Regions from separate parts of the Homo sapiens genome. Here region 2 is linked to region 1. Evidence: chromatin loops called from intact Hi-C (ENCODE). Cell type or tissue: A673. All regions are shown on one strand. Each heading gives the region's core, and the rest is flanking DNA. Links, peaks and the distances in the headings are about the cores only.

The links. Peaks named below come from ENCODE experiments on the same cell type or tissue, not always from the same donor. Only the 100,000 strongest peaks of a DNase experiment are listed, where the experiment ranks them.
Region 2: a loop joins it to region 1, with 2.9 times the contacts of the local background. A loop is called at or near these places in 2 of 110 quality-filtered maps.

What each region holds. Positions count from the first base shown.
Region 1 is chr4:129,359,168-129,367,221 of GRCh38, reverse strand. LOC105377417 (a long non-coding RNA gene) reads left to right here. Exons shown (of 3, transcript XR_939191.3): 3 at 4,037-4,331. Among named protein-coding and RNA genes, the nearest start is that of C4orf33, 270 kb to the right of the region's middle. In A673, for the core only: a CTCF peak has its summit at 4,358 (motif pointing left); a DNase peak (open chromatin) is centred at 4,321.
Region 2 is chr4:130,332,151-130,340,204 of GRCh38, reverse strand. No RefSeq gene overlaps it. Among named protein-coding and RNA genes, the nearest start is that of LINC02479, 40 kb to the left of the region's middle. In A673, for the core only: a CTCF peak has its summit at 3,413; a DNase peak (open chromatin) is centred at 3,394.

The DNA.
Region 1 (8,054 bases), core at 1,864-5,863:
CTGGCACTACAATTATCTGGGAAACTTCTAAACAGTGTCGCTGTTTGAACCCACCCCAGATCAATAAAGCAGCATCTCTGGAGTAAGAATCAGGCCTCCATATGCTAGATATGTTTTAATTGTGTTGATATAACCAAGGGAAATAATTCAACCAGCGAAGGGGTGATTATGCCAACTCAAGAAACGGGGAAACTGGCGAAGGCCTGGAGCCCCATTTTGTGGGTGAACTTCCAGTCTTCATTCTCATTCCACCCAAGTGTATCATTAAAATGTCACCAGCACTTACCTAACCCCTAGATGCTTTTCAGCACACTTTCCTCAGTTTAGATAAGTTTTCTTTTAATGATTGGTACTCTACAACCTTGCCTCCAGTGCTAGGATACAGATATACTTTTTTGGACACTATTTAATAAAAATAGCCTTGGTTGGCCACCAACATGAGCCTTACTCCAGATTCCCCAGGGTGACAAATAGCACGATCATGTTCCAATATTGTTCATGTGCTTTAAGACTGTAGTTAATCCTCTAGGATGTTTTCAGAACCTGCTAACAATTACAACTCAAATAACATTTACATTTTCACCTCTGTTAAATAAGTTATCTGTTGCTCTCAAGAGAAGAAAGCATTCCTTCTTCTGGAAAGAAAAAAAGAGTTAGTGATGCAATATAAATTTTGCAGTTTACCTAAATTTTAATATTTGACCTGTGGCAGAGACTATTAGGTGTTCTCCAGTATCCATCTTCGTCTTCCTTATTGATGCAGTGATGGAAACCCTGCATATTAGTTGGTCACACGAAAGCACAAAATAAAGACCATCTTGAAGCTAAGTGTGGCCCTATGACTAAGTCCTGGCCAGTGGAATATAGGTGGAAGCAATTGGTGAAACCACTAGGAAGTCACCTTAAAGAGGGAGCATGGGCCAGATGCGGTGGCTCATGCCTATAATCCCAGCACTTTGAGAGGCCAAAGCAGGAGGATCACCTGAGGTCAGGAGTTCAAGACCAGCTTGACCAACATGGTGAAACCCCATCTCTACTAAAAATACAAAAATTACCTGGGTGTAGTGGCACATGCCTGTAATCCTAGCTACTCGGGAGGCTGAGGCAGGAGAACCACTTGAAACCAGAAGGCAGAGGTTGCAGTGAGCCGAGATCGCGCCACTGCACTCCAGCCTGGGTGGCAGAGTGAAACACTGTCTCAAAAAAATAAAAATAAAAGAAGTGAGGTAGCATGTCTTTTTACTTCTCTTTTCTTCTTCCTGCTGCCTGAAATGAGGATACAAAATCCGGCCCTGCCATCTCTGACAAAGACACAGTCACTGCATGTTGAGGATGGCAGATCAGTCAGGAGAGATGAACCTGGATTCCCAGGGATGCTGGCACTGGGGCACAAGCCAAGGACTGCATTTCCATTTCTTTCTCGTTAAACCCACTAAACTTTAGTGTTTTTGTCACTTTCAGTGGAACCTAATTCTAACTAATATCTTGCCACTTAAATAGAAAGTCAGAAATGGATTAGCAAACTATTACAGAAAATATTTATATATTTAAAAGCAATCGTTTGAAACTGATATTTTGTGATTAAACAATATACTTTCTCATTCTTGTTTGCTCTTTCCTTGAGCTGTAAGATGGAAAGAAAAGGCAAAATATACAGCTCTTGTGGAGGGAAATGTGAGAGTTTGAAATCATTTAATGTATGAAAAAGTAGTTGCTAGGTGACTGTTGTCTGAAAGCTTGCTGAGGTGTGTTGGCACCTAAAGAAAAATGCAAGTAGGAGTAATGTTTTGTACGTTTACCCCTTAATGAAGATGCTGCATGATTTTTAAATGGTGAAAACTAAGTAAACAAGCAAAGGAAAAAAACACATTTTTTCACACAAGCGAAAGGAACTTTTATTTTCAAGCAACCACATCCTCCAGAGGGAGCAGCGGCAATTGGCTCATGTGCACAGGATGCGCAGGCTTCTCATGGTCCCCCTGTTGCGGGCATGCAGCACTGTCTCTGAGGTTCCAGAAGCAGCTGCCACGAAACTCAATTTTAGCTGGTAACACCTGCCAGAGGCTGAGTCTCTTTGGAAGAGGGGCTTAGGTGCTGAGGGTCCTTTTGACAAGGGGAAGCCCAGGCTGATTCTGGTGACAATCTTGTGTCACATATAGTGAATGTGCTGATGGGGAAGCTGAGGGGAAGACAGACACAGAAGTTCTTCATGACAGCAGAGAGAGAGAACGCGGTCAGACCAGAAATAGGTCAAGAGCACACTAAGCACTGCTCTCACTCAGATCAACCACTGCTTCCCTGGCCAAGAGAGCCTGATGACGGCAGGAAAAAAATCACTCCTCCCCACTCATCCCCTTCTACCAGACCTTCCCAGTGGTTCTTACCAGCTCTGACTTTTAAACTTCTCTGTCAAAATGCGGCTAAAATCTCCAACTGAATACAAAGGGAGGTATTTGTTATCATTAATAATTTAGAGAACTGGGAATAAAGTTGGTCCTATTAGATATGAAAAGAAGCGGTGGAGAAGGTCAAAAGCCAAGGCTTAGTGAAGCGAAAAATTCTAGTGGAAATATTAGAACTGGAGAGGCAGATCTGACCTATGAGTACAGCTTCCAACGCATCCTCTCCTTGGCTTTTTTATTAATTTCAATTATTCGATTGCCAGTTTTGACCTGTGGAAGTTCGGATGACACCCACACCCCAACAAAAATATATCTAATGATGAAACCTTGTACTTTGAATCTACCCACATCATTTAACTGCAGCCTCAAACTTTACCCTGACCCCTATAGGTGAAAAGCAATACGTTATCATGCCATCCCTTTATGGTTTGAAACGTACACACAATCAAAGCAAGGAGACATTGCTCATTGGGTGAATGCGGGTCTTTTCCTGGGTTTATAATGTTTCAGGCTGCGATGTGGGAGGAGAACAAAGTGCAGGCGCCAAGCGGCCTCTCCAGCAAAGCTACTGTTGTCTCCCACCAGGCAACAGTATTTGCAGGATTGTAATTATTATTATTTCCTTTTATAAAAGACCAGTTCAAAAATCCCGAATAATAATTTACCTCCCAAGAATTTGCTCATTATTTAGTTATTCCATCCCTTCTGCTCTTTCAAAACCTTATTTTTGCAGCTAGGCATGCAATAATCTCCCAGAGTTTCTGGAGCAGGTCTTTTTCTATTCATGTGATTGCAAACAGAAACTCCTTATTCAAGAAGGAAAAGGTTATTAAACCGAGTGAAGGCCTTTTTATATTAAAATAGATATAAAAAGATAGGAAAGAACTGTGACTGCGATCTCAACGGTGAGGCATGCTGCAAGAGGCGTGAGCCGTGCACAGCCCTGACTCGACCTGTCCAGACGGGCACCCTGCCAGCAGCAGTAAATTTAAAAGTCAGTTTGTTAATAACTTCATTTGCAATGCATTTGGTTACTTTTTAATATCTGCTTATTGTTTCCTGGGTGTCCAGGCATGTTTTCTAAATGAAATTCAAGTGAGTTATTAAAACCTTGAGCTGTTATGTTCTGAGACATTCATCTGGTGAACTATCTAAATTTTCAAAGTGCATCTGAGGTCAAAACATGAAGTAGCTCCAAACTTATGCATCCTTATTTTACTGACCCTGAAGCTTAGGTTCACTTAGCATTGTTTGGAGGTTGGAATGGAGGCTGATTGTTTGTAGAAGAAAGTCTTATCGTTTTTGTCCTTCGGTCTATCACCTTTCTGAGGAAGTTACTCACTCCTCCCTGTCTCATGCCACTCTCTGGACAATTCTCTTTTGTAAAGCGTATTCAACCACAGTGCAGTCCAGAGATCTTAGCCATTCTCTCCATCACCCCTGTCCTGATGCATAAATTGGCCCAAAAGCATCCCAATTGCCCTCATGACTTCAAGACATAAAAATTACCAGCCGGCACTCTGAGCACCCCATGGGCATTACTAGGAAATAAAGCAGAAAAGTCGTATTAAGCCATCTTATTGGGAGTTATCAAGAAACAAATGAACTAATTATTATTTCTTTTCTTTTCCCAGTGATTTGCAATTCCTGGATGACACCTGAATTTTACCAAAAGGTTTCAAGGCAACCCTTTAGAAAGTGACCTTTTGCTTTCCCCATTTCCTTTGCCCTAAGTGTTAATTGACTTTGAAAAAGCAGTATATTATCTTTTCAGAAAAAAGAAAAGGATAGACCTTATTTGTGAACACCAACATCCTACAGCATCAAAGCGTTGTTTAAATCATCGCACAGCAGAGCTGAGAACAACTATCCAGGAGAGTGAGATTTAAAAAAAAAGAAAAGAAAAGAAGTCTTAGAATGAAAGAGTGCTGCTGCCATCTAGTGGCATGGGTGATCGTAGGCAGCTATCAACAACATCAACATACAGGAAAATAATGTTATCATCCAGCTTTGAGGGGAAATTTTCTAATTCATTTTGTGTGCAGAGGTCACCTTTACTCATTCTTTGTCCTAGCAAAGGCATGGACTTTGTAAAGACAGCTATATGTGGGATTTCGTGAAAAAAAGTTCTCTCCTAGTAAAATGCTTCCCTGAGTTACTGACAGGTACATAAGAGTTAGTGTGAGTACCTGCATAATTGTGTAAAGTGGCTTTGCTTTGACACTTACAAGATCACATGCAGACTTTCCTTTAATATGTAGATCCAGAACCACTGTACCTATATTCTTCTATCCCTCTACAGCATTGCTTCCTTACAGCATAATTTGTCTTACGGCATAAAAAACATTTCTTTTTCTTTTAAATTTTCGCCATTCACCTAAATGAAATTGTGAAGATGTGTAACATACATTAAATTAAAAGAGCCTAGCAATTACGGAAAATAAGAATTATAGTTTTTTAAAAAACAAATTAGGAGCCATTATTAGGCGTATAGAGCTTATACAGCATTGGAGGCTAAAAAAAAAACAAGGGTGTTAATGTTCCCATTAATATTCAGGCCAGGTACATCAAGAAGACAGAAGTTATTATGGTATCTGATCAATTGCATGGAACATACAATTTCTTAATTTAGAATATAAATGTAATTTATAAATAAAATGTAGTCCATATGGAACAGAGCTACATCTTCTAAAAGCATTGTCCCTCTTGGAAGAGAGTACTTTCGTTCAGTCTGTTCTCAGTAGTCTTGGGGAAAGGAGTTTCTGTGAATTGTAATAGCAATCCTACATTCAATATTATTATTTAGTGGTTAACTAAAATGCAATTTGTGACTCTGAGCCAAAAAGAGCAACCTTTTTTCCCACTGTGCCCTTGAACTTCTGATTTTTAAAGACTCCAATTTTACTTAAGTTTTACTAACACTATTTCAGCAAAGAACGTTTTGTCTGTCATGCGAGCCTTAACAGTGTTGTAACTTAAACTAGGATATTTCCCTTCATCAACTAAAGAAGAAAAATGGTACCAACCAGGCATTAGTCATCTAGAATGATTGCTTATTTAGAATTCAGGAGCTATTAACTGGCTTTGTAATACCAAAAGCAATATTTCATTTCTATAGTCCTCTATTTTCTCATTTAAAAAAAAGCAAGAAATGACCCTTGTGATAGCTTTTTATTCTAAGAGCCCAGGGTCTTAGTTATATTACCATATAGTCATATAGTTAAAAATTACATACAATGTAAGATAAAATGATACATAAATATTAATAAATAAATAAATGAATGAAGCAGATCAAGAGCTTTACCCAAGATGATCTTATGATTAGAAAATAAATTATAATTAAATTACTTCGGTAATATTATGAAATATCTAAAACTAAAACAGTATGATGTTGATATGGGTAAAACTTCTCATAACAAATTTTTTATACCAAATATAAAATAACCTATTTTTGATTCTTCAGTTTTATGATTAGTCTAGATATATATTTTCTGTTATTCACCCTTCTTGGGTGAGTTCATTAGGCTTTTGCAATTTGAGGACTGGTATCTTTTAACAATTCTGGGAAATGTATAACCATTATTTCTTGAACTATTTTAACTTTCTTATTCTCTGTCCCCTCTCCTTCCAGAACTCTGATTTGAGTTTTCATGCTGTGCTTTCTTACTTTGTATCCTGTGCTCTTAACCTCTCTTTTATATTTTCCATCCCTGTTTCTTGATACTTTATTCTGGACAATTTCTTCAGCTGTCTTTCAATTCACTAATTTTCTCTTATACTGTTTCCAATCTTCTATTAAACCCATTTATTGAGCTTTTAATTTTTAAAACAATGTATTTCCCATTTCTAAAAATTCTATTTTTTCATGTCTGCTTGTTTCTTACTTTCTTCTTATTCAGTTTTAGATAATATATTTTATTTTCATAAACATACAAAGTATACTTTTTTCTGTTCTTTGTCTAATACTATCAATATCTAAATATGTCAATACTACTATCTGTTTCTGAATACTCTCGCTTTCTTATTCTGTTTCTTTTTGTGTTTTGGGATTTGGGCTGTTCACTCATATTTCTTCAGAGAGTCATAGGAATGACTTGGAAACTGGGTTGAAGATGTATTCCTCCATTTGTTTCTTCCACTTTCCTAAACACACCAATCTCACAGCACCTCAAACCTACCTGAGGACTGTCCTGTGGTTACACATTCTACAGAGATATCCTTTTTCCTTCAACTGATATCAGACTTTGACATAAGTGATTTTCCTTGCTGTGATGGGGCAGCAAGGCAGGGAGCATTCTTTCCAGTTTTTATTTATTCTTTATCCTGAAGGGACAGGGCTTTGGAGTTCCAATTTTGCATGAAGCCTCCTGTTATAATTCTCATATTTAATAGGCCCTAAGCTTTTTCTCACACCTCCTATGCTCTGTGGGACACAAAAAAGCAAAAAAATCAAGCCACCCGGATTTGGCAAACATTCTAACAGCTGGCCTCATCGCTCCACTTTTCTGACTGGGTGCTCACTTTCACATAGCTTCTGGCCTCTGAGAAGTTCTTAACTCCTTGCCAGAACACCCGTGATCTAATGATGAGGGAGACTTTCAGTTTTATCCAGAGGTCTGTCAAATAATCTAGATTTCCTTCCTGTTAAAAACAGAAGTCCATTTCTATTGAATCTGAATCTAAATCTAAACATGTGTTGTGTGTTCCCTAAGACTTGAGGTACTGAACACTCGGCTTGTCATCTGTTGCTTAATGATTTGACTGATCTTCCTAAAGTAAATTTAGTAATTCCATTCTCACCCTTTCAATACCAGCTTCTGGCATCAGGTTAAAATCCAGTCACCCTAACCCATCTTACAATATGCTTAGGCATGCAGATCTCTCTACACGCGTCTCTACCATCAGAACCATCGCTTTCACCACCATCATTCAGTCCTACTGTGTTGCATTCAGTATCTTTGCTCCCTGTGCTCTCTTGAATCTTCTTACATGTTCTTTGCTAGAGCACACTTCTAGCCATTGGTCAAATTTCAGCTAATCTGTCACCTCCTGCAGAAAGCCTTCTGTGAGCTCCAGATCCAGGTTCAGTGGTGCTGAGTGGTGCCCTTCCTTAGTATCCCATGGAGCCTTACATCTATTTCCTCTATCACAGCTTTTATCACTCTGTTTTATCACTGCCTATTAAGATTTCAGTATCCCCATTACAATAAATATAGACTTTATAAAAGCAGGCATATTTGTTCTGTTCAATTATATACTTGGCACTGACCACAATCCCTCACACATAATAAACACTCAATAAATATTTTCATACCAAAAATGAAGTATCTTTCATCCTTTTCTTAATTGTAAACAAAAGTTTCATTGTGCCTGTATATTTCTATAGAATTGTGTCTTAAATTATTGAGTAATACAGAGATATGGGTATTTGTATTCATTTGAAAGATATTGTTATTTCAGAGCCTTATTTTTATCCTCAAAAAGCAATCTCTCAAAATGTTAACTCAAATCTGAAACTCAGTTAATGCTGTTGCCAAGAGGACAGCAAGTCATAAAAGCTTTGGGGACCCTATTCCTATTGTCTATGAAGAATGATTTAATTTCTTCATTACAATTCCTGCTGTGTTGAAAGAAAACAAGGTAAAAGACTCA
Region 2 (8,054 bases), core at 1,352-5,351, 970 kb before region 1:
ATTTATCTTGGGAAAATAGGGCTTTTTTTGTTGACGATGGACTCAGATTTCTACAGCTTGGAGTGATGAGTAGTTTGTATAGGCCTTAAATCAATAACAAGAGCTTCATATGCTGAGTATATAATATGCATCAATTATCATACCATATTCTTTATATAGATACACTCAATAACTCTTCTACACAATGGTATGGCATATCTATTATTATTTTATTTTGCAAAAGAGAAAATATGGTCGAAGAGTGTGGACAATTTACTATTTAATTTTTAAAGCCATGATCTTTTCTCTGTGCTACACTCTCAATCATGGTCTGTCTTGTTGTCATACTGGTTTTGTGTCTCTCAAACATAAGTATGTAACTTGTATTGAAAACAAAAGCATAAGTAATGATATTTTGATGTAGTCCCTCTTGATAATATGAATATTGAATGTGGGGGAAATAATCAAATGAGTGTTTTTTAAGGTGCTCAAATTATGAATTTCTTAAGATGTTTGTAAAGATATTTGTATATAAGAATATGAGATATGTTTTAAAGGATTATTAAAAATAATTTTTTATTAGTAAAGAAAGATGCCAAATCTGTTGTACCAACAATTTTAAGTCAGTTGACTGGAACCAGTGAAGGTTAATAGCAGAATAAATTATCTGTTGACAGCAAGACAACATAATAGAATGGGTTGAGTTAATTTACTTTTCTAAATTATTGGTTGAGAATTTGCAACACATTTTCCCTTAGAAACAATGTTTTAAAATGTGGCTGTGTAACTGTGCCAAACATCAGAAACATTCATAATGAATTAAGAAATATTAATTAGTATTATTATAACATTTTGTACTTCCTAACAGTTTACAAATTTTTCAAATATGTTATGCTAATGTGGAATTGTAGTACTAGACCCATTCTATTTAAAATAGTTAAAATATCATTTCTATGAGCAAGTGCATTATAAATTCCCACTTGGAATACAGGAGATGCCCTTGTATTCTTTAAGACATTATTAGGGAATGACAATCCATTTTTACCACACTATGAACTTCTAGGCCACCAGGCAGCTCAACATCACCCTCCTTACTTAGGCTTTGGTTGATGTTTGCTTTCAACAGCTATCAACTGCAGGCTCTTTTTTGGAGGTCTGCCCTTGGGTTACCTTGGTAACTTTCTCCACAGATGAAAGAGCTGGAAGTGTTCGCAGTTTGTGTCCCCCTTGGCATGCAATTCAATGAATTTAGGAGTAGAAAAGTCCAACATCCTTGACTTGGAGTGGGGAACTCTGAGTCATACTCACAGTTCAGGGTCCACTGTGGGTTCAGGTTGAAGCTAATCCCTGTTAAATTTTGCCTGAGATTGCACCCTTGCTGGTCATTTTCTCACTCTCTCTCCTGCTTCCCCAACCTTACCAATCAGCATCCCCTGGGAACACTTTCTTAATGTATCATTTGCCTGTGAATATTTGTCTTAGGTCAGCTTCTGGGAAACTTGACTTAAACCAGTAGTGATCCTAAAAAGCAGGTCCTAAAGATAGGATTCTGAAGTGCAATCTCTCACAGGCTAGATGGTAGCAAGGACTGATTGTGGTGATAAATGGAATATGGATAATCTCTGACATGCTGACAGTGCTGGTAAGACTTTCACCTGTGGCGAAGTGGAATGGAATACAGGTAGAAGAGGATGCACTAACTCATGATCTCTCTAGCAGTTGAGATACATGGGGGAGATAATAGTTATAAAAAGTGAGAAATTGATTTTTGCTGAATTCTATTGAAGCAAAAAAAATGGCAAATTCAATTCAATCACTCAGCAATTTAAGGCACAATATAGAAGTTAGAACCCCTTTATCTCAGAGCCAGAGAGCAAGCTGTTTCAAGGCCAAGCCCAGAACTAATGTAAAACTAGAAGAACCTTAGGGAAGGCTAAATTTGCAGGCTGTGTAAGTCTCCTGAAACTTGAGATAGGGACATTTTGGTGTATTTTCTTAAGAACATTGAATCTCAAGTTTCTTCTTAACATTCTGGGAACCAAACATACAGATTAGCATATTTTGCTTCTGCTAAAAGATTACAGTGCCCTTGCCATTAAGTCTGAGCATGATCCAATTGAATGTTGCTCCTACAAAGATCAAAAAGGAATTAATCTCCAAAGAAGCTACAAAACAAAGTTTTATGACCAATAGAAACTGTCAATCATACTGGGGACAGATCTTGAGAGATCTAGTTCAGTAAAAGAAGACTGTGAAGCTGAGTAAGGGAGAAAGGGAGAGGTTTTATGTGGGAGTAAATCCACGACTCAGGATTTAATACACTGGAATAGGCATCTGGATCAGATCCTAATATGCTGAGGGGATGGCTCTGTGACGCTTGGAAACAATGATGGTATGTATTAAATAAAATGGAGATGTCAGATTTGCCTTGATAGAATGTTGAGAAGGGATTCCCAAGGCTCACATAAGTAGACTTTATAGAGTGACTCTGTTATGTAAAATCCAAAATCTTCTCCCCTGATGATCAGGGTCCTTAAGAGAGCCAGAAGACATTTTATTTTCAAAGATGATAAGGAATGTATCAAAGAGCAGCCCAGTAAGTGGCTGTTTTCTCTAAGTTGGTGCTGACAGTAGGAGACAATGTTGTGCTACTGGGCTCTCTAGTCTCAAAAATAATGACAGATTTAATTACTCTAATCTGCAGCCAGTTCAGAGTGACAGCTAGAGAAACTGTCCCACAGAAATCTTGATAACACTCAATAGATCAGAGTTTTCCTAAGGAAATTCAACAATAGTTTTGCTCACACGGTCTTGGCCAAATCATTGTCTGTGGGCTCACAGGCTGCCTGATTTACCAACAAGAGACTATACCTAGCATCATTTAGACAAAGGAGCTCAATTTAAGATGGAAGAGAGCAACTATGGGCATGTTACTATGGATTCATTGGTACTATCACATGTAGCATCACCAGAGGCTGCATCCTTTTAGAGTACTGAAATTTCCTCTTAAAGGTGTAGCTAAAGGCATCAGCTTGGAGATAATCATGTGTATTAATGAGGTTCTGCCTTTCAAGATGTGATGTATACTTTGAACTAAACATCATAGGACCTGTGACAATGATTGATGACAGATAGATATCTGGGAGGCAAGGAGTGCAACGAGTGGTCCTGCTTATTATCACTCCCAGTGACCCTGCTAGGGGAATCAATGGTGTCTGCTTTCAAATCTTACAGTTCTTTTCGTCTAAAGATCGCAGTTTCCAGAGAGAAGATACATTCATCAGGAGACGCTATAAAGATCCCACTAAGCCAAAGACTACAGCTACTACCTTATCATATTGTGCTTAAATCTTGTGGAAAATAATAGGCAAAGTAAAGAGTTGCCACACTGGCAGGGAGAATTGACACTAATCCTCATGAGAAGGTAGGTGTGCTGCTACCTAATGGAGGAAGGGAGAATATGTTTATAATTCAAGGACATTTCTTAGTACTGGCATATCCAGTTTTAACTGTGTATGAGCAATTACCACAATCTACCTAAGAAAGATAGTAAAGAGCACATATTCCTAAGAAATGAAGGCCTGGGCCGTCATTACCACCAAGTAAGTCATATGGACCTGCAGAAAGAATAGCTGTGGGAAAGAGTGATCTAGACTAGGTTGTGGAGGAAAGAGATGCTTAACACAAGTTTTGCTAAGTACCATTTGTGAAACTCATTCTAATAATTCTTCTATTGTTATGCTTCTCCTGGAATATCAACATCATGAAAACTCCATGTCAACTAATCCTCAAACCAAAAACATTGAATCTGAGCAATGCAAGAGGATACTGTAGCAGACAATATTGGTTCTCAGTCCAGATTCCTGCAGACACCTTGTTCTTTGAGTCCCTCCCTCCTTCCTTAAATAGCTCACTTTGCATATAATGTGTGCCTTCACTTACAAAAGCCAGCACCTGAGGACCCATGTTGTCAGTTCTAGAAGTTAGCTGCAAGTGCCTGGAGATAGTGTTAGCAGCAGTGAATCCTTATGAGTCTACAGCAACTCATTTCTTGCCTCTTCAGAGGAAAGAACTCAACTGAAGATCATAAGGAATAAGGAGAGAATGAGACAACTTTTAGAGCAGGAATGAAAGGAAGTAAAGTGCACTTAGAAGAGGGTCAAGTGGGCAACTTGAGAGATCTAAGTGCCTGGTTTTACCTTTGACTTGGGGATTGACACATTGGCATGCTTCCAGGATCTTGCATCACCCCCCTCCCCTTGATTTTTCCTTGCTATGGGCTGCCACATGCGCAGTGGCCTGCCAGGACTTTGGAGGGGCTGCATGCACAGTGTGTTTACTGAAGTTGTGCACATGCCCATCTGTGGCATTTTTCCCTTACCAGTCGAGTGTTCCTAGAGAAAGGTCATATACCACTTAAACTCTGCCATTTTGCCTCTTAATGCTCATGCTTGAGCCCACTTGCCCAACTCCTGAGATCTTATCTAGAAGCTGCTTATCGCCAGCATCACATGTTTTCTACCTATTGGGAGACTGCCTTTGCCTAGCACCGGCAGCAACCAATTATTATTTTAGAGAGACAGTTTAACAACTGCCTGACCATCACCCAGTGGTTGCCAAACATTCCTGTAAAGGGGGCGGGGGTACCTCTCCACTCCTGCTCATGTTGGCCTAACTACCTACTATAATAAGAGCACCCTGGACCAGTGCTTACCTGGTACAGGAATTTGAAAGCCAAGTTCACTTGCATAAGGACAGTACATAACTGATCTATTACTTAAATTTAAGATTTCCCTTTGGCTCAGGTCAATGCTACCTTTTGTGGCTCTTTGCTTGTGGTAGATTGTTGAAATAATGACCCAAAATGATTTGCTTCTTCCTTATTTATGCCCTTGGATAATCCCTACATACATTGACTGTGGTTTGACTATGAAAGTGAAACCGCCTGTGCAAAATTATAACTGAGGAAATTATGACAGTGAAAGAAATCAGATCTAACTGACTCCATCTTGCTGATAACCTTTAAGCCGTCCTTGCTCATTCCTGGGCATAGGCCGAATGAACTTTGGGAAGGAATTTAGTTCATGGTTTAACTCTGAAACGAAATCGATAACAGCATTCCTGAAAATACTCTCTTCTTGCCAGGGGACCAGTCTGCCTTTGCAGGACTAACAAATTAGCTGAAAGATCAGAAATTCCTGTATAGGGGTCATGCAGCCTCTGGCTCCAAGAGTCTGAACCTCCCCAAATTGGTCCTGGGGATAACATCACTATTGCAAAACCTAAGATCAGTGCTTGAGATATTTTGCAGATCCTGCACTTTATAGATCAGCTGACACCACCAGATCTACTGTGGCTCAGCCAGTTCTGCCATCTCATCCAGGAACAGAAGATGGCAAGAAAAACTCACTTCAACTCCCTATGATTCCGTCTCCAACCTGACCAATCAGCACTCCCTACTTCCCAAGTCCTTACTTGGCAAATTATATTAAAAACTATGATCCCTGAATTCTCGGGGAGACTGATTTGAGTACTAATAAAACTCCAATTCTCCTGCACAGCTGGCTCTGCATGAATTACTCTTTTTCCATGCAATTCTCTTTCTTGATAAATCAGCTCTATCTAGCCAGTGGACAAGGTGAACCAATTGGGGAGTTATAAAACTTGCTTTGACTAGGAGACACTAGCAGACATGATGCAGACAGAAGCTTCAACAGTGCTTGTACTTTGTGGCCTGTCCTCTCTCATTCCTCTTGAGGACCTTATAACCATTACCTTGTGACTAAGGCTAAACTAATCTGCTGGAGACAAATGGTCCCAGCACCTAAGCCAGGAGCCAAGACCAAAGGTCAGACATGTGAGTAAGCCCACCCTAGATTAACCAGACTGCAGCTAACTACAGTCTGATGGAGCCCAGCAAAACAACCACTCACTGAGCCCAGCCCAAATTGCTAACCCTGGAAATCATAGACTAATAAATGACTTTTATTTAAAATTATTAGATTTTGGTGTGGCTTTTTTGTATCAAATGTTTACTGATTTGCTACTATTGCTTCAACTTGCTTGTCCTATATCCTGCACTCTTATGGTTTCTCCTGGAAGTACATTCTGCATAGATGATTTCCATAGGAATCTTTGTCTCAGGGTTTACTTCTGGGGAACATGACCCAAGACAAAAATTTATTAACTCTCTGGATTTTAAGAAGAGAAGATAAGTGTTTAACTTATAAATTTACATTACAGAATGGGCACTTACGTCAGGTATTCTGAATTTGAAAAGGAAAGGCATTCAGAGAAAAGCATAAAGGGAATCAGGTAGATTTTGCAGCCTCCGTTCTTCTTTCCATTCTGTGTGCTGTAGCCATCCTATCCTCCTTTTACCAACTTTATCTATGAATAGCATGTAAATTAGGGGATTAGATCCTGTGTAGATATTTACAAATAGATTAATAATTCTAGAAATTGAAAACACATTCTAATGATAGGACAGATTATCTTTCAATTGTATTCTCAAGTGCTGTTTTCTACAACAGGAAAAGCAATAAAAAAAAAAAACAGGCAATGAGATATTTGTTGTCAGTTACAACAGCCAAGTATATGTATGTCTCTGTCATTTGTTTCTTGACAGAATAATTCTCAGAGCTCAAGAAGGGGTGAAAAGTCACCCGCTGAGGAGGTGCTATCATTGCAGTCGGTAGGAGGTTTTTAGTTATTTTACTGAGTTAAATGCCACTGGAGATCTCTTGTGTTATGACAGGAGTTCATCGGTATTTTTGAAAAAACACTATATCAGCATTTTTAATATAATCTTGTTTTGAGAGTGAGAAGAACAATGTTTCAAGGCTTTTTTACATTGAAATCGTATATAATAAGGTAATTGATATTTAAAATTTCATTCATCTCTATTGTCCTTGGTGTGCTTTTCCCAGAAGTGAGAAACATATTCTTTATTATTTTTCCAAATTCTGATAAGGTCTGATTGTTTATTTGATAAAATAAAGGAAACGAAAATCAGTCTCTATACATCATTGGCTTTTGTATGATTATTACAAATTGTAACTTTCATAGATTAGTAGTGTATCACAATTTAAATATGCACATTCTAACCTTGCTGTGGACTATTTCTGAGAGATGATATATGCTTAATTTTATGGTTAACAATCAGGCTTTAGATAAAATTATAAAATGAAAAATTAACTAAATCTTTGGGGATGATTACTTCTAACAATTAATAATATTAAGGGAATAAGAGACTGTGATAAATGAGGAGATTATATTTGAACTATTAAAATTAGCAGTACAAAGAAAAAGGAAGACTATGAGTTATATAAAAAGATATTAATTTGAGTTTTAACAAGTCTTCTCTGAAATAAATACTATGTTTCATAATTTTAAGTAAAAGTAGAGTATATGCTAATAAAATTATTCACTATTATATTTCAAATATACAAATCCTAAAAATAATATGAAACGATTTATGCTAGGAAAATATTGTGTGATCTCTGATAGGTTTGCATGTTCAAAGCTTTTGAGTGACTCTAAAAATTCTGAATTTTCCACTTTAAATAGTATGTTATTTGTCAATGAAAGAAAAATAATGTTTTTTAAAAGTGTAAAATGTTGTCTAAATAAATAGCATAGAGTTATTCTAAGGATTAGTCTTCTAATCGTTACTTGTCTTGACTATACTCCAGAAATATTAGGTATGTATACATTTGTCACCTTTCGTCATGTATGTTGAATTGCATTTAAGGATATATGATTTATAAATAATAATGAACATTCAGTTTTTAATGGAGTTAAATATCCTCCTGTTATGTTTCTCGCTTGGCAGATGTATAATTTTTTGGGCCATATGCATAAACCTAGGTGTAGAAAAAAGCACACGAAAAGCGAAGAGGCATACGGGGTCAGCTGCTCCCATTGTTTTCAACAGCATAAACTATATAATCACAGCAAAAATAGTATAACATCACAATATAGAGAATTTAGATATAAAATGAATTGACTGTGAATTAGGTCTTCTACCCAGACTTCATTCACAAACTGGGGTGGTATGATTGCTTTTAGGTGTC